3 separate regions of the Homo sapiens genome follow, and regions 1 and 3 are each linked to region 2. A link is a loop called in an ENCODE intact Hi-C map of the cell type or tissue named here. Cell type or tissue: Calu3. All regions are shown on one strand.

Evidence for each region. Peaks named below come from ENCODE experiments on the same cell type or tissue, not always from the same donor. Only the 100,000 strongest peaks of a DNase experiment are listed, where the experiment ranks them.
Region 1: a loop joins it to region 2, with 3 times the contacts of the local background. A loop is called at or near these places in 2 of 110 quality-filtered maps.
Region 3: it touches region 2 in a loop (9-fold over the local background); 3 of 110 quality-filtered maps call a loop at or near these places.

What each region holds. Positions count from the first base shown.
Region 1 is chr10:111,595,072-111,603,071 of GRCh38, forward strand. No RefSeq gene overlaps it. Among named protein-coding and RNA genes, the nearest start is that of HEAT2, 480 kb to the left of the region's middle. In Calu3, no CTCF peak of the experiment used is centred here; a DNase peak (open chromatin) is centred at 3,590.
Region 2 is chr10:111,355,661-111,363,660 of GRCh38, forward strand. No RefSeq gene overlaps it. Among named protein-coding and RNA genes, the nearest start is that of HEAT2, 250 kb to the left of the region's middle. In Calu3, a CTCF peak has its summit at 4,847 (motif pointing left); a DNase peak (open chromatin) is centred at 4,751.
Region 3 is chr10:111,276,724-111,284,723 of GRCh38, forward strand. No RefSeq gene overlaps it. Among named protein-coding and RNA genes, the nearest start is that of HEAT2, 170 kb to the left of the region's middle. In Calu3, no CTCF peak of the experiment used is centred here; a DNase peak (open chromatin) is centred at 4,988.

The sequences.
Region 1 (8,000 bases), 240 kb after region 2:
GTTATGTTTCATTTGTGTTAGCACTCCCACCTCTTTGCTGATCCAAATAAAACCTCTCAGAGGTACACAGCAAAAGAGAATTATAGACACCATCTAAATGTGAACTTTTGCCCACAGTTTTGCTTGGAAGTGAGCAGGTCGATTTCTTATACCCTCATTAAAGCATTTCATATTCTCATATTTGAGGAAGGATAACCTGCTGCAAAGAGAAGAGATGAGAACAGGTAGAAACATGCTTGCAGATGATCAATGTGCCTGGGATTTGCCTGTGGCTTAGGAAAGGCCAGAAGCCAGGGCTTGGTCTAACTTTTAGCCAGTGAACACACCTTTTACTAGTGCCTGGTCATTCGTCTACTCAGCAGTTGGAAACCACCTCCCTCCAGGAGCCTATTGACAAACCACAGCCCTCTTTTCCAGTTCTAGGGAAATGGGCAAAATGTAAGGAACAAAATGCTGTCTGCCTTCTTCTAATGCTAGAGCCATCTCGTGAGCCAAAGAGCCAAAGAGGGTGACTTGTGAATGCACTCTAGAAAAGCAAAGTGAGAGCTGTTATGGAAAGAGTGCTAGACTTGGAATTAGAGTTCCAGTCATAGTCCTGTTTCTTATTAGCTACATGACCTCACACCAATACACGTGCTTCAGATGTAAGACTTCTAATCATGGGTGTTTGGAGCATACTCTGCCTTACTTACCTCACAATGCCACAGTCATGGTTTTTTATGAATAATTTCAAACATGTATAGTACAGAGAACACCTATATACTACACCCAGATTCAACAGTTTCCTAGATTTTGCCACACCAGTATCAGACATTATGCCTTCCTTTCTTGGCTAAGTGTTTTTAAGCAAATCTCAGAACTCATGTCATTTAACCACTCTATACTTCAGTATGCATTTCTATAAAATACAGACATTTTCATATATAACCACAATGCCATCATCAACTCTAGTCAAATTAACAATAATTCTGTGATTTGTCTAATTATCCATTATATTCACATTTCCTGATTGTAACAAAAATTTCATTTTATAGGAAGCTTGTTCAAAACAGTATCCAAATAGGATTACACATTGCATTTGGTTATGTCTCCTAGAATCTTTTCATATAGAGCAGTGCCTTCCTCATCATTTTACTTTTTCATTCTACTGTCTTTTAATTTGTTTCTGTAAACTTCATGTTTGTTAATAACAACACTTTTTCTCTGAGGGTTCCATTATAGTCATGTTTGACCTTTCTTCCCAAAATTACATCATACGGGATGCCATGTATTTTATCTTCCTTCAAGTGGTAAATATTTCTGGTTTATTCACTAGAATAAGTATTACTTAAATTAATCAGTGGGTTCAAATGGTAAAAGCCTGACCTTTCATGGAAAAATTCTCCATTCATTTTTAAAAATGTCTTCATTCATTGAAAATCTTTGCCTAAATTATTGATTCTTATTATAAGTTGCAAAATGATAATGTTCTAATTCTGTCACTTCTTCAACCCTTTACATTTATTAGGTGGAATTCCTCTATAAAGAAGTAGTTTTCTTCGTCAACTAGGGCTACTTGGTCATATTGAAATACTGCTTATCCAAGAAAGAAAAAATAAATGTTTAATTATTTCCCTTTAATTTTCAGAGTGAGGTTACTTCCAATGTGACCAATGAGTCTTTTTTAATTTGGGGGGTTAAGGGCTATCTTTTTAAAAAAACTATTATTATAAACATGTATATTTTTGTAAATTCACAGAGGTGTTCCTCAGTTAATTTGTTCTGATGTTCAAATTGTCCCATCTTTGGTCAATGAGTGACCCTTCAAACTGTTTCGATGTCCTTTTGATGTAATTCCATTCATCTTTGACTACATCTTTGCTATCTGCATAAAAAGATGGCCAATGCTCATCTTATGCATTTCCTGTCTCAGATCTGGAATTAGTCATTCTTCCATGGATTCCTAGTTCCTTTTAGTGGGACACAGTCGGTTTTTGAAAACTGGGATCATGAACATGAAAGTGTAAACACTAATGTGCTGGATCCTGGTTACTATTAGCTTCCACCGTGCCACACTCTCAGTGTCTGCCAGAGCAGATCTTTCAGTTGACTGATTTTTCCCTTTCATCTCCTACATGCTATACCTCCTGCCATGAATTTCAATGCACACAATAAATATTCCTTGTGATGAGGACTGGGTATAATTCACCATTGAATCTCCAGGGCCTAGAACAGATCCTGAGATATGCCAGGGTGCCCAAAACTTTTTGTTGCATGAATACATTTTTCATTCTAAGAAAACTTTCCTGCCTCCCATCTTTCTGAATCAATTACTTTTTAAAATTTTAAATTATAATTTACATCTCTATTAAAGTTTCTAGCACCTGATACACTGGCACAGAGTAGGCATGCAATAAATATTATTAGATAAATAAATGAACATATGATGTCATAACACCAATCTTTTTCAAATCTATCAGGGCTTCCTCATTGCTCTTGCATACATTTTAAATTCCTCAACATGGTATACAAGGCTCTGCATCATCTGGTCCTGACTATCAATCCTTTTAGCCCCATCTTCTACAACTTTTCTTATTGCTCACCCAGCTCTAGCCTCACAGACTTTTTTTTAGTTCTTTAAAAGTACCTCATTCCACCCTGCCTCTGGGTTATCACATGCTCTTCCCTCTACCTGACATGATTCTCATTCTTCTCCTCTCCCTTCTCCATTCTGCCCACTTAATTCCAGCTCCTCTTTGGATATCCCCTTATAATCATCTCTTCTAGAAGGCCTTGTATGACTCACACGCCTCCAGACCTCCTTGCTATATGTCCTCATAGCAAGGATGTCTTGTTACTTTATTACCATGGTATTTATTATACTAGTAATGTGTTATTACTTGCTTAATGTCTATATTCTCCACTAGGCTGTAAGCTCTATCCAGGCAGTGTGATCTAACACTCTATTCCCCATTTCTCAATAGGTGCCCAATCAGTACTGGCTGAATCAATGGATATTAGATTCATTATTAGTAGATGGTAAGCTCCTGGAATACAGGAACTATGCTTTTTCCATCTTCATATCCTTTTGAGCTTCCAGAATGATTTGAATTACTAGAAGAGATTTAGGAAATGTTGATTGAGTGGCTAGACATTGTCCCTAATCAAGGCATTTAGTTGCCCTAACTGTGCAGAGAAAAGCATTTCCTGGCACAGCCTACCACTCCAGTCCAGATTCTGAGTATGAAGTACTTTTCCTCCTAATGATTTGCAATGTACCTGTATGTTCACCTCCCCCACCATCAGCTTTAGACAAATCACAGTGCCAAAGAGCCAGCAGCTGGAAGGGTGGCCTAAGGAGATTGCCACGCTTGGACTGGTTGCATTTTTCTTTGTGCACCTAAGAACCGGTATTTAATCCATATGACCCTGCTCTACGCCTAGGACAAGGCTGAGTGCAAGCTGGGGGAAGAACCCTGCTCTATCCAGAATGATTTCACTGATAGGAAGCCATGCAACTGCATTCCATGGGTCCCTTTCAGCCGCCGCTTAGTAACAGAACAACTCCATAACCAGTTACAGCCATAGCCGGGAGGGGAAAGTCTAGTGCCACCTACTGGTTACAAGTCAGACTGCCTTGCTTACATAACAAATATAGCCTCTATGAAGGGCAGGCATTTTGAATATCTTGTCAACTTTAGTGTGAACTTTTATTATAGAAAGAACTATTCCATTTCATTTGGGACAGGGTGCTCCTTAGTGGATCAGCATACTTGGAATCAGTCAATTGCAAAGTCAGGAATAAAGGTTCTTAAAAAACTGGCACAGTAGATTTAAGCTAATGGTCTAGAAAATTTCATATTGAGAAAGCAGAATTTATTTCTGGTGGGGATAGGATGGGGTGGGGAAGAGTAGAGAAGTCTTCAGTGCATCCATTGGTATCTGAATAACTACCCATTTGCAAACACAGTTACTGGCTAAGAGACGGTTTGCACAATGGCTAATACCTCAGACTTTAAAATCAAGCAAATCTGGATTCAGATTTCAGCTTGGGCACTTATTAGCTGCGTAACCATAGGCAAGTTGCATAACTTCTTTGAGCCTCGGTTTTTCTCATCTGTAGAACAGAAGAATAGTACATAGTACCTACCTTATAGGATTTTTGTAAGACATAAGCGAAGCTATATATATATATATATATATATATATATATATATATATATATATATATATATATATATATATATATAAAGCACTTAGCCCACTTACTCCAGTAGTGCTTATTAAGGTAATTTTAAAAATTGTTACTTCTATAAGAAAACTTCTTAGAGCATTATTTTGATATGACTTTTCCAATCATTTACATAAAGACACAAAAGACACAGCTCAGACTCTCAAAGAGCTTGCAGACTAGCTGGGAAAACTAATACATAAACACCTAACTGGCGCACAACTGGACAGCTATTCTAGTTGAGCTATGAGAAACAGAGGAGGGAGCAACGAAGTCTGTTTAGGTTGGGAGAAGAGACACAATAACTGAGTGGGTTCTTGAAAGATGGAGAGAACCACACCTAAGATGGACAAGTGAAGGGAAGAGCAAGAGTAAGAGCTTAGAGGCATGAAAGTGAAGGGCATGTTAGGAAATACAGAGTTGCCTGATGCAACGAAAGAGAACTTTAGGTGGGATGAAGCTCAGTGTATTCAAGTCCCCAGAAGAAGGCATAGTGGATCAAGACGAGTTGGCAAGAGTAAGAATGGGGACAGATGCTCTGCAAGGGTCCTTGGATGTTCTGTGATATTAGTAATGGACATTGACTATTTTTGTCCAATGCCCATTTTTCTATCTGGCAACCTGGTTTTCCTTTGGGGAATAATCCATTCCGAATTTTCTGTCCATGTGGTTTGGGTTGTGCTGATCAGCTAACCTCATACCCATTTCATTTTAAAGGGTAGTCATATGATCCATGCTTGGAGAATGAGTATATTCCATCTGCTTGATCACAGTGGCTGGTTCAAAGATTGATGATGTTACCTAGGTTAATCGAATCAGAGTGAACTCTAGGGCAGCTGAGAAAGCTTACAGCATTTGATTACTGTAGGGTGAGTGTAATGAACCCAACTGTAATGAACCCTAAGGTGACTCAGGGCGATTTATAGCATTTGATTACCATAAGGATGTACAAGCCTGGGCTGCTGGGGGGTCATCACATGTCCACCAATGAGACAACAGAGAACAAAGAAAAAGTGAAGATAGAGAGGAGATGGACTAACCCCTGACTATGTAATCTGGACTCCTGGATCCAGCATTCCTGATGAACTTTACAATTCCTGAACTTTTCAATAAATGTATCTTTTGCTTTAGGCCACATTAAATGGCTTGCTATCACTTTCAACCAAGAGATTCCCAACCAATAAAATATCACTGGTTTCATATTTTTAAAACTTTTTGCATTTTATATCTCATGGGACTACCTCATTGTTATAACTCATACATAACTAGTAGACATTATTAATACATTTCTCAGCAAAATCAGGGAACCCTCTAATTCCCCAAACCAAGTCTTTCAGATGTAAACTCTTTAAATTCCTGATGAGCGAGGAAACAATAGATTCAGCAGATAGGTAAGAAAGTTATTACACCTAGTTTGCAGCCCAAGCTAGTATTTCAGTCAACAATGCATGCCATTTTTAGACAATTAAGGTTTGAAAACCATCTGCATGAGTTTTAAAGACTGTTACAGGCCCTCTGCCTATTGTTGGTCATGTTTTCACTGCTGAATTCCCGCTGAATATATAAGAAGACTAAAAAGAAAGCTCTTTACTATTGACAGCTTTGATTCCAGCCCCAGCAAAGCATTATACTTGGAAATCAGCATGCTCTCTTATTGCGCCTGGAAGCCAGCCAGCTGACAAGAAAGAGCCACTGCTCTGGGACAAGGCCACAAACACAGGTGCCGGCATGCCCTCTCTCAGCTGCCCCTGCTGGAACTGCAGTGCTCAGCAAGGGACATATCTGTATGGGATACACAGAGGCTTCAGCAGAGTAAAAATGTTCATAAAAGGAAGTATTTGGCATGATAGATTACATTTTTCCTATCTTTATATAGTTTCAAAGGTTCAAACAGTACTAAGTTAGCCTACCCAAACAAAAATCCTTCCCCCTACACCCAGGAAAGAGGGGTCAGTTTCAGGAGACCCCATCATGAATCATGAAAGCCTAAAAAGTGTGCCAACCAGAAAGAATAAAAGCAACACACCCATCCATAGTGCCCCCTGAATGTATAATATAATACACAATACACACATTCAGTCTGCCTTTCTGAATCATTATTCTGACAATACAGTGTAAAGAGGTTGATTCCACAGCAGATGACAAATGCCCTCTTCTAGGCTGAGGAAACAGCATATATGCTGCTAGTATAGGTATAAACTTTCCTCAAAGATATTTTCTTTGTCTTACAGAATCTTATTAAAACCAAAAAGTGGTATTATTGGCTACTATTTCTTTTCTTTTTTTTTTTTTCCAAGACTGCGTCTTGCTCTGTCACCCAGGCTAGAATGCAGTGGCGTGATCTTGGCTCACTGCAACCTCCAGCTCCCTGGTTCAAGCAATTCTCCTGCCTCAGCCTCCCAAGTAGTTGGGATTACAGGTATGCGCCACCACACCTGGCTAATTTTTGTATTTTTAATAGAGATAGGGATTCACCATGTTAGCCAGGCTGGTCTCGAACTCCTGACCTCATGATCCGCCTGCCTCAGCCTCCCAAAGTGCTGGGATTACAGGCGTAAGCCACCACACTTGGCCTACTATTTGTTTTAAATCAAATGTGGGGGAAAAAATCACCATTTAAAATTACTCCGTAAACATCAAAGGATATTTCAGAACTCAGGACAACCCCATGCAGTTAACGATATTCTTGATCAACTGCCAAATCTAACATTGTCCAGTGTCTAGGTCAAAGAGATTCCCTTTTCCCTAAAAGACCTGCAGACACTGAATAATAAGGAAAACCTAAGTGTGTGGGTGTGTTTGTATGTGCATAACCCCCATGATATTTGCTGTTATTGCCACCTACTTTTTTTCCTAGCACTTCCACAACTGTAATTAAAGAATGTGTTGTGCAATGCCCTTATTTCCTTGTTGCCTGTCAGTGGACTGAAAACTCTGTGGGAACTGGGACAAATTGTGACCTATTATTAAATCTACCTGAGCCCATCACAGAGCTGAGAGAATAGAAAGCACTTGCTAACAATTTGTTAAATGAGTGGAGTGACAGTAAAAAAGAGGAGAAGTCCACTTCAAACGATGTTGAGCATATGACTAAAAAATAAAATACATTACACTATATATGTATATTTGCATATATATACATATACATACATACATACACATATATATATATATAATATTAATATATATCTGTATATCTCATACATTGATATGGTTTGGCTGTGTCCCCACCCAAATGTCATCTTGAATTCCCACATGTTGTGGGAGGGACCCAGTGGGAGGTAACTGAATCATGGGGGGCAGGTCTTTCCCTTGCTCTTCTCATGACAGTGAATAAGTCTCATGAGATCTAATGGTTCTATAAGAAAGAGTTTCCCTGAACAAGCTTTTTTTTTTTTCCTACTGCCATCCATGTAAGATGTGACTTGCTCTCCTTTGCCTTCCATCATGATTGTGAGGCCTCCCCAGTCACATGAAACTGTAAGTTCATTAAACCCTTTTTCCTGTACAAATTACCCAGCCTCGGGTATGTTTTCATCAGCAGTTTTCTTCATCAGTGAAAACGGACTAATACAGTAAATTAGTACTAGTAGAGTTGGGGCACTGCTGAAAAGACACCTGAAAATGTGGAAGCAACTTTGGAATTGAGTAACAGGCAGAGATTGGAACAGTTTGGAGGGCTCAGAGGAAGACAGAAAAATGTGGGGCAGTTTGGAACTCTCTAGAAACTTGTTGAATGGCTTTGACCAAAATGCTGATAATGACATGGACAATGAAATCCAGGCTGAGA
Region 2 (8,000 bases):
CCATCACTGGGCTCTTCCTGGAGGAAGACCAGAGATCACGGGAGGACAGACAGGTTTTCCATCACCCAGGTGATGGAGAGGGCATCTAGATGAACAGCGGGAGCAGAGGCAGGAATATGGAGAATATCTTATACCCAGAAATTCCCACTAATTGGCTAGACTCACATTTCAACTTCTTTTAGAGTTTGAGAGCTATGTTCGTAAGGTTTTTTTTTGTTTTGTTTTTCTTTTTTTTCTTTTCCTTTTCTTTTCCTAAAGGCAAAGACATCCTACGTGATTTCACCAGCAAATGTTCTCTTTGTCTCTTTGTTTTTCTTGGCACATCAAGTACAGTGCTAGCCCCTGGAGACTCATTGATTTTCAAGAAAAGGTGTTTTTTGTTTTTTGTTTTTTTTTTCTTTCCATTGTCTACATTGGCAAAATAAAGCTGAGCTCAACATCTCATCTTTTCCTTTGATATGGTTATAGACAACATTTATATCTCAGGATTGTAGAAAGCCCTGATAGAGCAAAAATCTTTGCTGCATAATTAATTTGTTCCAGCACATCAGGTGATGGTTGGAACTCAGCTGTCTCAAGTTCTGAAGTTCTCAAGTATCTGAAGATAGGAAGAAGTAGAAATAGTTGTTCAATTTTTAAGTGGATTTTATAGTTTTAAGTGAGTAAATCCAGTAAGTAACTGTTATATGGTTTGTTTGGAGCATTTTTAGTTAACAGTGAGCTCATGGTAGTAAATATCCTTCAAGTGATTGTTAGGTAGCTGGGGGTGGGTCTCCTTCCATTCTTTGAAAGTGGGCACATTTCAGTAGAGCAACTGTTATTGTGTTGGGGAACATACAATGTTTTGCCATTTTAAGAACAATTACTGTTCTTATGAATAATATAATTAAAGGAAATGACAGTGTTTAGCAACATCAGCAGTATAAGAACTGCAAAAAATGCAGTATGCTCCTGGATGACAAATACTTCCCTTCCAAAGATAAGGCAAACATCTCTAAACATGAAAACACCTAAACCCTGGAAAGAAAACCTTAGACAAATACCTCACTGCTCCGTTAGCACTGATTTTCCACATCATAAAGTGACATCTAGACCAAGCCAAACAAGTGAAAAAAGAGGAAGTGAGGGGCGTTTCTGGAGGTTTTAGCTTCTCTTATACCAAGGAATTCAGGAATTGTTCAATATGATTTGTCTAAACTAATTTTGCGAAGAAACTTGCCCAAGGTCAGGTTCATTATCCATGAAATTGAGATAATAGGTTTGTAATCATATTCTTGTCATCAGGGGAATCTGAGATTTGGGATCTATTTGTCTCTAAAAAAGTTTTATTAATATTTGGTTGCAGCCAGCACTTAATCCTCAAGGATTCACACACATTTTATCCTGTTTGAGCTCGGTGATTTACATTATGGCTGTGGAAATTAAAATCCAAAGAGATAACCAGATTAGCCAGGATTGACCACATAATATCTGTGTAGGATGCTGAAATTTATCCCTTCTGGCTTGCCATTTTTCTCTAGTTACATATCACGCTTATTAATGTTTATCTTACACATTTTAAGTTAGTTTTCCTATGGTTTATAGTTAGAACCTAGAGACAGAATCAATCTAATGATTACTGACTTACTTGGAACTTGATTTTCTTTGTTATTGTTTATGAAGTTTGAGCTTCTACTCCATTGGAGTCTCCGCACTAGAAAGATTTGAAGGACGGAGCACAGAGCACCATTGAATGGGTTTACAATCAGGTAGGGATGCATAAATACACATTAGCACCTCTATTAATTGGGCACTTTTAAGTTGCAAGTGACAGAATTCTAACTCTATTATTTCCATGTGACCCCAAACCCTATGGGAGACAGAAAGTACAACAGGGCTTCAAGGACCACTGGAGCCCAGATCCCAAATATGCTAGTGATAGCAGTGGAGGGACCATGAGCTTTGGAGGCAGTCTTGATTTAAATGCTGAATCTGCACCTGTGTGAGCTCATCTTGGTGAAGAAATGTGCCCATGTTCACTTTCCTCTATAAAATGGAGTTTGTAGCTATGTCCTCATAAAGTAGATATTTAATGATATAAAATTGGTTTCCTTTGTTAAGGATTGAGGGCTGGAGGGCTGGGAAGGCCAGGGATGGCAAGCAATGCCCAATTTTCCTGCAATGTGAAAACAGCACTGTTAGGAATGGAGAACAAAACTCAAGGTCAACTATCACTATACTTTGTGTGGTTTTGATCTAGCTTCTCAACAGCCATGTGATTTTATTCTGATGTTGTAGGAGGAATGAATCCTTAACGTGAAGATTACAGAAAATAGTAGGAGGGGGGGAAAAGCCATTTTCACAGCAAGTGAGGAACACTATCACACAAAGGTGGCTATGTGGAGGAAAAAATGCTGACTTCACAAGATAGCTGAAGAGCCTCAGGGTTTTGTGACAATTTTACTCCCAGATGGGAAAATAAATAAATGACCAAAAAAGACTCTAGGACAGGTAGAAACTAAAATACTATGGAATCTAGTGTTAAATGTTGTGAAATTTGTAAAGGATTATTTTCCTTGCAAATACTTTCAACCTTTAGGAAACAAATCTACCTAGAATTTTAAGCATAAAAATAGAATAAAGTACTTCTAATTACTTTTATTAAAATATAGCATTAGCACTAACATAAGTCCAAAGAGCACATAAAACTATCATATGTATTATAGCTATTTTATTTGGGATTTGGACATCTATAATCATCAGCAAACAGAACCCAGCAGTACGTTAAGGGAAAAATCACCATGACGAGGAAGCGTTCTTTCTATGACTTCATTAATTGTTTAATATTAGGAAATCAATGGTTATAATTCAATTTACTAACAGCAAAAGAAAAAACATAATACAACTTGATATATGCTGAAAAGCATTTGATAAAAATTAACATCCATTCTTGATACAAAAACTTTCAATCAAGTATCAATAAATGAATATGCTCATAGCATTATAAGACATACATTTAAAATCCATGGCTAGCCTCAAGCTCAGTGTTAAAATTCCCGTTAAGATCAGAAACATGAAAAGAATGTTCATTGTCATAAACATTATCTGGTGGTGTTTTTTCTAGATGTGCCAATTCCATTAGAAAAAGAATTAAAATGAGTGGTGGAGACACCTTGATGATTTGCAGACTAAAACACTGTGAAGCTGTTAAAAAGAGAGTAGGATTCTCTATGTTGAATTATAACCATGCCCACTCCATATTGAGGAAAAATAGGATATGTAAGTCACTAGAATATTATATCCTTTCTGTAAAATCAGAGTACATAATTGTGTGTTGGGGAAAGCAAAATGCATTTAAAAAAAACATGATTTTTTTTTAACTCATGCTTGTATTTAGTAAGGTATTAACTGTTCTACTTCTGAATTATGGGTTTACAGGACACTGTTATTTCCTTCTCTGTGCCTTTTGAAAATTGCTTGACTCTTTTTTTTTAAACAATACACATGAGGATAATAATTGTTAACTTTTATTTATCAAACATGTGCTTTTGGATTATGCTTCACCTCACTCAATCTTCACATTATTTTCTATCTCTTTCTTTATTTTCCAGATGGGAAAACAGGCTTAAGGAAGGATAAGTAACTTGTTCAAGGTAAAAGGCATTCTGACTTTAAATTCATGTGCTCTTAACCACTCCTCTATTGCTTTTATTATTAGAAAAAGAAATTGTCATTTCCAAAATACATATATATAGAGAGAGAGATATATACACACATACATACATAAATATATTCTGTGATAAATGGTATATATAAAGATATTTCATACCTTTGTATATAGAAATGATGTATATATATTTTAAAAAGATAGTTTTATAAATCTATAAGTATATATGTATGCATATGTATATATATACACATATATGTGCACCCACAAATATATATAAAAAATATAAAAAGTTTATATAATACAGTGCCTAGAAAATGGTCATTAAATTGTATTTATTCATCTTCCTAAAGCCTCCATGCTTGGAATATGAGCAAAAACTATGTTTATTTAGCATTGTATCCCCTAGCAGCAAGCAGGTGTCTTTCACAGCATTAATATTAAACAAAGATCTTTTATACATGTAAATATAATAAACAATAGAAAATTGGATTATATTGCATGCCCAGCAGTGAGCTCTTCCTGCGATACCCCCACTGCCTACTGTCCTCTGCGATGAGCACTGACCTTTCTCTGGGCTGTGGATGGAGTCACAGCAGGGGTCAATAGGGCCATGGTGTGGATTCAAAGCCTGGCATTGGCCAGCCTGCTCTATGATATGAGTAGGCGAAGCCTCTAGAGAGAGGTTCGCTTTTGGATATAGAAGGATGTGCCTTTCCTCTTCATAGAAATCTGGCCTTTGCAATAGCCTAAATGAAGACCTCATCCTTTCTGCTCAATGTCATTCTTCACGGATGCTCCGAGGAGGAGGCTGAGGATATAGCCAGGCCATGGAGTGGGTGAATGCTGTTTATGGGTCCCAGGTGGTGCCCAGAGTCCTGAAAGCGCTAATTGAGTTTTCTGGAAAATACCACAGTTTACCTTTGTTCAGCTAGAATACAGCCCCCACCATGTTTTTCCTCTAGTACTGGCTCCTGAGCTCAGAGAAGATAAGGAGAGGATCATGCTGGCGTGAGCACTGACCACAGAGGGAACGAGAGACCCAAGAAATACCCTTTCCCTGTGGTGACAGGATGGAAACTGCCAATCTCTCTGCAGGCGCCCCTCTGGCTGGTAGGAGGCACCAGAACACACTGCATGCTCCAGTGTGTGATATGCTGCTGTTTCTTAAAAGCCTGTGTGAGAGGTCAGTGCCACCAAGTGGCTGAAAGGTGAGTGGGCAAATGGAAGGGTATCTGCAATACAGTGGCTTCCTAGTACTTCCCCTCCCCTTCCTCCTGCCTCTACCACCCACCCATTACCCCATGTCTCTCAGGACTCTATGCTGTCCTAGGCAGACTATAGGGTACTGGATTAATCTCCTCTTTTAAGTTAGCTCTCAGGTGTCCAACTCTCCCTTTACACCTTAATCTAGACTTTGGCCTCCTTCCCTGCTTTAACTGATTGATCTCATCATGAGGAAGAACTCGGTGACTACAGACCAAAGACTCCTTCATTGGGTAGGAAAGACTGAGAATAAATCAGTGTTCCCTCTCTATCGGTGGATACTTTCATGTTTGCTCTGAGGTCTGGCTTAACTCAAGGAACTAACTGGTAATGAAGGAAGTTCAGGCAGGCTTGTGGGAGAGATGGATGGATAGACATTTTTTATTAGCACTTCTCTAATCAGTTGAGTTCAGATAAGTGACCACAGATGCAAGATACCACATTCTACAATAAGAGGAAACACCCAATATATATGTCATATTTGTGCCCTCAAGGAAGTGGTAATTCAGTAAGGCACATAGATCATAAACACATGGATTAAAAAATACAGTCATGCAAGTATTTAAAAATGATAGAATAGCATAAGATAGGCATAAAGTATGCAGAACCAATCAAGGAAACAAAAGATGAACTGCAAATGATGGTCACTGAGTATCTGTGGCATGCCAGATACTATCAAGCACTCCCATAAATTTTATTTTATGTAATCCTCCCTAAACTCTGTCATATTTCATGGATCTCAAAAGAAAACACCCAAACTCTTTCTTTTTATCTTTCTTTTTAAAATTTATGTAAATTTAAGGAGTACAAGTATGATTGTATTATATGGATATGCTGTGTAGTGACGAAGTCTGGGCTTTTCGTGTAACCATCACCTGAATCATGTAATTGATTTTTAAATGGTGCTTGAGTCAACATTTTGCAAAGTCGAAGGATCAACATTAGATCATTCTAATCCCCCCTACTCTCTAGAAGTCAACACTTTTCAAAGTGTGCCATGTGTGAGTGGCATTGGGATAAATATACATAATAAAATTTAACAATAATGCCCTTTAAAACTAACAGCCAAATTTGTGCTAATCCCCAACAGTCTAACCTTCTACTTAAAGTGTAGTCTGTAAATCAGCAGCATTAGCATGACCAGGGGCTTGTCAGAAATGCAGAATCTTCGGTCCCTTCTGAGACCAGCTAAATCAGAATCTGCATTTTACAAGAACTTAAAGCGACTTCAGTGCACATTAAAGTTTAGGAAGCACCCAGATGGAACACAGGAATAATTTTTCCTCAAGTATCTAATTATCTGTCTCCTGGTCTTCTTGACTGTTGTAGTACACAGTACTAAGTGGTTAACCAGTTGCCCAAGCCATTGAGATTAAAAGATACAAATGAAAGAAAAGATTCAGAGAGTAATTAGGATCAGGAATAAAAGAAAGAGAATGAGAGTAACAAAGGAGAAAGCTATGAATACAGAAGTAGGCATAAACACACACACACACACACACACACACACACCTGCATTATTAGAGTACTATAATGGAGCCCTAATTAGCATTCTGAATCAAGTACAGTGCCCTGTACATCATTATTCTAACAAATATTTATGAGCCCTTACTGACTAAATCAAAAGTTTGCCTATGGTTGTGATTCAGCCTCTTTTCTTTTTTTCTTTCTTTTTTTTTTTGATGGAGTCTTACTCTGTCGCCCAGGGTGGAGTGCAGTGGCGGGATCTCGGCTCACTGCAACCTCTGCCTCCTGGGTTCAAACAATTCTCCTGCCTCAGCCTCCCAGATAGCTGGGATTACAGGTGCCCATCACCACAACCTGTTAATTTTTTGTATTTTTAGAAGAGATGGGGTTTCATCGTGTTGCTCAGGCTGGTCTCAAACTCCGGTGCTCAGGCAATCCACCCACTTAGGCCTCCCAAAGTACTAGGATTACAGGTGTGAGCCACTGTGCCCGCCCCAATCTCATTTTTAAGGAGGTAGAGGAGTTTGTCTCAAAATGAAAAGTGATGTCAAACTTAGGATTCAAATACTTTGAAACATGTTAAATGTGTGCTAAATGAATTTTCTCAAAATCTAAGATTGGCCACTTTATTCTTAGATAACTGGCACCTTACAGCCCTACCCATGCCCACACACCCACCCCACCCCACACACAAATGAGTAATTAAAATTTTATTTTAATTGACCTGAAACCTTTTCAATGATCTTAGAAGAAATAAGGGAGACAAATAGGGGGAAGAAAAACAACAGAAAAATATTTCTTAAAATATTGTTATCAGTTTTTGCTGTTACTTGCTGATCTAAATTTATGGATGAATATGATAATTGTATTTCCTAAATAGCTACATATTATAGACCATCTTGAGATAGTCTTCAATATTCTGTGGCTTCCTTGTCTGAGGATCAGGAAGCCTTGAACAATCAATAGACACCAAGCATTGTGGTCCCATCTGTCCTTGGAAGACTTTCAAGACCTCAGTTCCGTGTGGCTTTGGGGTGCAGTCTGCAAGGTCTGTGTTAAAAGCTTAGAGATAGAGTGCTCCTGTACACATATACGTAGACAATTCCACACAAAGAAGTGCCTCATTTGCCATTTTAATCTCCTTGCATAGCTAGTCACCTTGTCTCTTTGCGAGTGTGCCTTTGTAACTGGGGAACTAGCTCTATTTTTTATTTCAATATTACTGAGAAAATATCTTAGATAAAAGCTAAATAGTCCCAAAGGTTCAGGAAAGCTGCTAAATATAAAACCCGACTTTAAAAATTGAGGATACAAGACCAATATGTAAAAATCAATTGTATTTCTGGGATTTATTCCATTCCGTTGGTCTATGTGTCTGTTTTCATGCCGATACTAGACTTTTTTATTTTTTAAAATATATATAGCTTTGTAATATAGTTTAAAATCAGGAAGCGTAATGCCTCCAATTTTGTCCTTTCTCAAGATTGCCTTGGCTATTAGGGGTCTTTTTTGGTTTCATGTGAATTTTATGATTCTTCTTTCTGTTTGTGTGAAAATTGCCATTGGAATTTTGATTGAGATTGCATTGAATCTGTACATCTCTCTGGGTAGTATGGACATT
Region 3 (8,000 bases), 79 kb before region 2:
ACTTGAGAGTACCTCGAAACTTGAGAGGTTCTCAAACTTGAGGGTACATCAAAATCCTCAGGGGTGGGAAAAACTTGTTAACCATGCAGACTTCCAGGCCCTTTGTGATTGTGATTCAGTTGATCTGGAGTGGGACCCTGGAATCTGTATTTTATCTAGCTCCCTGGGTGGTTCACGAGTTATACTTTGAGTCTTTCTGGGAGATTTTCCACGTTGAAACAATTCCTTCTTTCTCCATCTGGACCAGTTGTGGCAGAAATAAAATCCATTTCTCAAGGTGACTAACTTGTTAGATTCTTCATGACTTTGGCCTAGTTCTGTCTTATTTCCACATTCTCAGAAATGACCTCCTTTTAGTCCCACATTCTCCAAGGTGAGGAGTAAAGAGGCTGTGATGTGAGCTAGTTCATTCAAGTTTAAATGCCAGCTTCTTAGGATTTGGGAGCCGCTGGCCTCACCTTTCACACCTGCAAAAAAAAAAGAAAAAAGAGTGCTCATAATAGCCTGACCTGTTGCTTAAATGAAATATGTGTGGATGTCTCCAGAGCATGACCTGGCACATTGCAGGACTCAACTGACATGCTCTTTACCCAACTCAGACCCTCTCCTATGGATCCATCCACATGCTGCCATCTTCTAGGCAGATGAGCTTCATTAAGAAAAGGCCCAGGGGCAACTGCCCTGGGGTTCCTCCCAGCCTTGTTTAGGTTGTGCACTTGAACAGGGTAAGGAGGGGGATGAGGCAAGATGAGGAGGCTTTCCTTAGGTGAGGGCTTCCCAGCAGGTATAAATTAAAGCAGTCACCATTTACCCAAGAGTGGCAAGCTGAAGTTACTTGGCACCTGTATACTGTGAAACAAGAGGGGGGGAGAGAGAGAGAGAGAAAGAGAGGAGGGAGAGAGCCTTAAAAACATAAAGGCAGTTTTGAGGAATCTAATCTGTCTTGTATTTCCACCCAACTCAACCCGATTTCTGTGCTGGCCAGGAGTAACAAATTGAATATCTTCCCATGCTAAAGGGTAATTATGTCCCTGGGCTGGGATTTAAAATGCATTTTCCACCAGAGCAATGAGGCCTGACCGATGAATTGGATGTGCTGTCATCTGGTCATGCCGCTGGATGAATGGTCCCATGTGTCAGGTCACACAGCTCTCGTGCATTCAGTTCACATCATCCACTAGACACCATCTCTGTGCCAGGATCCAAGCTTCCTGTTGAACACAGAGGTCGGGGATGAGTAGGAGCCAGTCCCAGCCCTCAAGGAATTGCTGATCTCATGGGAAAGACAGACAAAGAAATGGGAACAGTGTGGTCGTGACTGTGACAGGACAAGGCAGCCTTCAGGTCGGACTACCTGGGATAAAATCTCAGCTTGGCTAGTTAGAAGCTGTGGGACTTGGGAAAGTGAGCTAATCTCTGTGAGCTTCGGGACCTCATCGGTAAATTTGGGATTATAATTTTGCCTCTTTCATGGAGTTATTGGGAGGATTAAAGAAGATAATATTAACTTTTGATACACTGTAAACATAATAATAGTAGTTGCTAAGACTTATGAGTAGAAGTCCTCATAGTGCAGCATTAGACGTAATGATATTAGGCAAGTGTTGCCCCACGTTACGGAACATTGCTCAGGCAACTAACAATTAAGTTGAATGTTAGGAGATTTGCTTAGCTGGTGATTCTGTTGATGTTTCTGCTGCTGGAGGAGGCAGCTCAAAGGGAGGGGTGCTCAGCTGGGTGGAAGCAGAACAGATGCTCAGCCTAACTGCAGCCAAAAAGGCCTAGAAAGTCCCCAAGTAGAACTCAGGCTTTTCTGGATGCTGGGCCAGGACTTGCATACTCAAAAATGAAGTGTAAGTTAGGGCATGTCCTATACCAGCAAGGAAGTAAAAACTGCCCTTCTGTAGTGGAGCTGACAGTGTCTGCCATCTTAGACAAGAAGCAGGAGAGGAGTAGGAAAAATTTCCACCAAATGGTGTTCCCAACACGAAGGGATCGTTAGGGGGTGAGTAGTTCACCAGTGTGGGGTGGGTGTTCATGAGATCATTTTTTATTCATTTATCAATTCATTCATTCAACTGTTTCATGCACCTTTTAGAATTCATGAATTGCCACAATAGCAAAGACTTGGAACCAACCCAAATGTCCAAAAATGATAGACTGGATTAAGAAAATGTGGCACATATACGCCATGGAATACTATGCAGCCATAAAAAATGATGAGTTCATGTCCTTTGTAGGGACATGGATGAAATTGGAAATATCATTCTCAGTAAACTATCGCAAGGACAAAAAACCAAACACCGCATGTTCTCACTCATAGGTGGGAACTGAACAAAGAGAACACATGGACACAGGAAGGGGAACATCACACTCTGGGGACTGTTGTGGGGTGGGGGGAGGGGGGAGGGATAGCATTAGGACATATACCTAATGCTAAATGACGAGTTAATGGGTGCAGCACACCAGCATGGCACATGTGTACATATGTAACTAACCTGCACATTGTGCACATGTACCCTAAAACCTAAAGTATAATAAAATTAAAAAAAATACATGAATTGCACAAGCATTTGTTGAGCATCTACTATGTACAAGATTCCTTGCTCAAGGCTACCCAGTTGGTAAAGGGACCTCAGGACTCAAAGGTGTTTAGTGTTAGCCTCTAGAGTCCTTGGTATAACTTGTTCTGGGAATAGATTATTAGCCCTGGAGAAGGACCAGTTGTTTCACTCACAAATTTAAGTCCTTTGTTCAATTAAATTAGAATTTATTCGTTTCAGAAATGTTAACTGAGTATCTACAAATAGCAAGGCATCCACTATGTGCTGACTGCTGGTGTGAGATTTCCCCCTACATGAGAGCAGGAGGACACTGGGGTATTTTAAGTATAAGACGACCTGCTGCTCAACATGACAGGCTAGTAAGCAGTGGTCCAGGGATTTGCACTTTACCTGGCTGTAGCTTTGTGTTTTATGTTTAGTCTGTAGTCACTTGAGGTAGTTCAGGTCAAGAGCATTATGGCTTTTCTGCCCCACCTGGGTGATTAGATTTGAGGTTTTCCTTTTGCAAATGACTGCATAGTGCTCTGGTGTCCTGTCTGCAAATGCACTGTCCAACACTTCCAGCCTTCCTTAGATGCATAAGCCACTACTCTTACCAAGGGGTGGAGTCTGTTTTCTCACCCTTTGAACCTGGGTTGCCACTGTGATTTGCTTTGACCAAAAGAATGCAGAGGACTTGATGCTGTGCCTGTTTCCAGTCTAGTCCTTAAGAGACCCTGCAGCTTTTGGGTTTACTTTCTTGGAAGCCATGTAAAGGACTACTCGGGAGGGTGAGAGACTATGAAGAAGGAGAGAAACTCAGCCAGTCAGCCCCAAGCCATTCCAGCCTCTCCCAGCTTATGGGTGAAACCATCTTTGGTTCTCTAGCCCAGTAGAGAACCAAATAGACACCACACAGAGAAAAGACAAACTGCCCATGCTGAGCCCTGCCCAGATTCCAAAATCATGAGGAAGTAAATGACTGTGGCTTTAAGCCACTGGTTTTTGGGGTAGTTTATTATGCAATGATTGATAACTGAGACAAGCATGGTAAGTATTATTTAATTATCATGACAACCATTGTAGTGCCTAGTCTCACTGACTCTGCAGATAATTTACCCTTCGCTTTGAGTGTGCATGATCTGGACTAATGTTGAGGAAACTGAGGGCTTTGCAGATGAGAAAACTAATACAGGAAGGCTAACTCACTTGCCTAAGGCCATGCATGTAGCAGTGGTGGAGGTGGGTTTCAAACTCAGGCACTCTGGCTCCTTCATCCATGCTAGTATCCACTGTGCTTCATTACCCAGATTCTCTTAGCTCCTTCAGGGGTGCCTGTACCTTCTGTGCCCTGAGTCATAGGCTTAGACCTGAGCCACAGTCGTAGGTTTGATTGCATGGGCGTTGGTTAGTTTTGGCCTGAAACAAGGTCACACGTTGCCTGCTCACTGTGGTCAGCCAACCCCTATATATTGTGTTGCAGGGAAGAGGAGGGGCAGGTACGAATGAGTGTCTTACGTGAAAAATCTCCACCACTGGATTGGCCATCCAGAATCAGGGTCTGGCAGGGCATGTCCTATTTACAACCAAAGGACTGTGCATTCTTCTAGGTAAAGGGGCTGTGATGGGCCTGGAAGGCCCCCTTCCAGATCTGAGGGAAGCAATGTCTCATCCACATACATGGGGGTCTCCTGAGACCCCACTTGAGCCTTCAGGGGAGCTGCAAGGTCACCTGGCATCTTTTTGAATGTACTGAATGTCTGGGGTTTGGAGCTGATATGGCTGCAGCTTGGTGTGGGCCATGCCTGAAGCAGCCTCCTTCATCTTCCTCCTCCTATGAGGTCAGAATTATTAGTGGCATTTTGCTAATGATGAAATGGAAGGCTAAATTTGAGCCTCACTTGGTGCTGGACTTCTGTCTCTGACTCTGCTCCCCAAGGAAGACCCCATGGAAGCCACCATGTGACAAGGTCTTCAGCTGTCGATGAGAAGGCTGTGGGCACCCTCCAGGGTTCTCAGAGTGCTCATATATGTTCATTACTTGATTCACTTCTTCACCTCACACATCCATTACCCAGGAACTCATGTTGGTGCTGGAGACACAGTGGTGAGCGAGGCAGACAGACCAAGCTTTTCCCAAGGAGCTTGCATTCTACTGGCAGGAAATGGACTCCCAAAATGAAGACATGGAATAGAGTGAAGAAACCTCCACCCACTGTGTACAGGGACCCTCCCGAAAGGCAAGGCATCTTAGGTACAAGCTATGGTGGGAATTGGGGGTTGACCTTTGGTAATGTTATCTATGCAATAGTAGGTAAATGAATGTATGTTCTCTCCCTTTGCCTGCACGGATATAAATACATGCTGTAGGCTGGTACAAGTCCTCAGGCTGCCCCAGATCTGGGATAAACAGGCTCAGTGAAAAAGCAACAAAGTTTTTCTCCAGCAGGTGGAGTTCCAGAAAACTTCTGGTCTCCGTTAAAGGGATGCGGTTCTGAGCCAAAAACTCTGAGCCTGGAAGAGAAAGGCCCCCTAATTTACTTTGCTGATTTGTTTATTTATTCAGTATTTATTTGGCGTTCAGAACTGTCCAAGAGTTTGTTGGTGATACCAAAATAGTAGTAATCCTATAAAAATATTTCAGGCTTCAGAGGGTTTATGATGTGGATGAGAAGCAGGATGTTCCCACGTAAAAGAGCTGGCATTGCTACAAACAGTGGGCAGAGTGGGGGGTGACAGGACAGATGGTGGGGGCACAGTAGTTCTCAGAAGGCCATGCCTATGTGCCGTGGCATTTGGGGCATTTGAGTTGATGCAACTCCTGCTGCAACTCAGTAGGTCTCACAGAGGGGAGAGGCAAACAAGGAAAAAGCAATTTGAGTGAGTCAAAGTGTGGACGTAGCGATAAGAAAGGAAGGAGATGGGAGAGTTAGGGCTGGTGGGAGTAGGGGGTCCAGAGAAGCCACTTGTGATCTTGCAGTGTGGCAAAGAAAGGGCCTTCAGAGATCCATTGGTGTAACTCTCTTATTTGTCATTGGGGACGGTGTGGTATCAACAGGTTTCACAAGTTAGGGGGATATGCACCAGGGCTGGAACCCCTCTGCCTTGACGGCACCAGGCTGCAGTTTCCTCCTCCATGGGGTACTTGTTAAGGAGCTGGGGGTACCGTTGGAGCCAGTCTGGAGTGGAAAAGCTGCAGATAGCAGGCAGAGGCCACAGATTTAAATCCCGGAAGCAATAGGAAGCTACTGGATGTTTCTGAGCAGGGAACCATGTTATAAGATTAATATTAGGATTAAGTGGCCATCAATGTGGAAAATTCCCCAACAGTCATTTTTCTGTATCAAACCCACTGCACAGTTACTCTGTCATCTGAGAGTTTTCTTTTTTTTCCCTCCTCCTTTGAGCCAAGCAGTCTCAATTCCTCTACTCCCCTCTCCCTCTTCAGGATTTTCCCCCAGGAAGTACAAATTTCTTATTTCTTTCTAATGCAGAGCGATTTCCTAATCAACTTTCTGTCTTTTTTATTTTCTACTTATTTTTATTTTTATAGATTTAGGGGGTGCAAGTGCATTTTTGTTTCATGGATATATTGTGTAGTGAAGTCTCAGCTTTTAGTGCAACTATCACCCAAGAATAGTGTATGTTGTTCCCAACTTTTGTGTCTTGAACTTGCTTTTGGACTCTTACTCTTCATTCTCAGCAGTTTCACAAGGCATTTTCTCCAGAGTAAATTCAGAGTTCACTCCAAAAAGATTTGGTGAATGGAGCATTTTCCGTCTTTCCCTCTCTGTATAGTCAGCATTGAAGGTCATGCCTGAATCATTGTGTTGTTTATAAAATCTCTAATAGGAAAAAGAACCCTACTTCCAAGATTGCTTTTCTTTCATCATTTGCCCAAGGAAGACTGGGAAATCTTAGACTTGAAAATCTTTGGGGACAGAAATCAGAAATGAGTTGTTGAGTTGGTGTTATTAGTCTGTTCTCACACTGCTAATAAAGACATACCTGAGACTGGGTAATTTATAAAGGAAAGAGGTTTAATTAACTCACAGTTCCATATGGCTAGGGAGGCCTCACACTCATAGCAGAAGGTGAAAGTCACATCTTACATGGCAGCAGACACGAGAGAAGATGAGAGTCAAGTGAAAGGGAAACCCCTTATAAAACCATCGGATCTTGTGAGACTTACTACCATGAGAACAGTATGGGGGAAACTGCCCCCATGATTGAATTATCTCCCACAGGGTATTTTTTTTTTTTTTTTTTTTTTTTTGAGACGGAGTCTCACTCTGTTGTCCAGGCTGGAGTACAGTGGTGTGATCTCTGCTCACTGCAACCTCTGCCTTCCAGGTTCAAGCGATTCTCCTGTCTCAGCCTCCTGAGTAGCTGGGACTACAGGCGCCCGCCACCACGCCCAGCTAATTTTTGTGTTTTTAGTAGAGACAGGGTTTTACCATGTTGGCCAGGATGGTCTTGATCTCCTGACCTCGTGATCCACCCGCCTTGGCCTCCCAAAGTGCTGGGGTTACAGATGTGAGCCACCGTGCCCGGCCCCCATTATACTTTCTAAACCACAGGTTGGATGTTGGCTCGGTTTGAGGTGTGAGGTGGTTGATATTGCAAAAGTGTGGGATAGATGTGGGAAGGGGGTACTGGGTTTGGCAGAGGGGTGTGTGTGTGTGTGTCTGATCTTTTGGGTCTCTGGATGCACAGGCCTGTGAGCATTTCCAGTCAGCAAGAGTGACTTCAAAAGCAAAGAGGCACTTAAGTCCTGCTTAGCAATCAGAAGACAAAAATCCTTATGGAAAATTTCTGTCCTTGCCACCTCTCTGTCTGTAGTGGGAAGAACATTGGTTCTGGTGAAATTTTGCTCACTCTGTAGAAGTGTTAGTTTAATAACCTGCTTCCAAGATTCCTTCTGAAGCCAAGAAGTTGAGTTTCACTATTATTTAATAAAGTTTCAAGGTAGTATTTAAAAAAGGACATGTCTGTGCTGGTGGGTGAGGAAGGTTTATTTCCTGTTCTGTATTTATTTATTTTATTTTTTGCACATAGACACTGATTATAAAAAATAGCTCCAAGGTTGATAAAAACCAGCCTTCCTCAGCCTGCTCAGAGAGTTGCCCTTATTTCCAATTATCCAACTCACTGGCTGCTAAAGTATTGCTCCTTCAGCGCTACAGACAAGAGGAATTAGTTACAGAGGCAAATTGCTTTGTTGTGTTTCTCGCCTGAGCCATAATTTATGTGGCGGGGCATCCGGCATTGTGCTAGGATCCTTACTCAAAGTGCAAGTGTGCATGAAAGCTCTCTGCCACCTCAGGCACCGCTGGGTGTGCTGCCAATTTGTCACCCAACCCAGAGCTGACAAAACAGTCTCTCCACCATTCTTTGGTTCAGGTTCACTCACATTTTGATGAAATTCCATGACTTCTAATTATTTAACATTCCAAA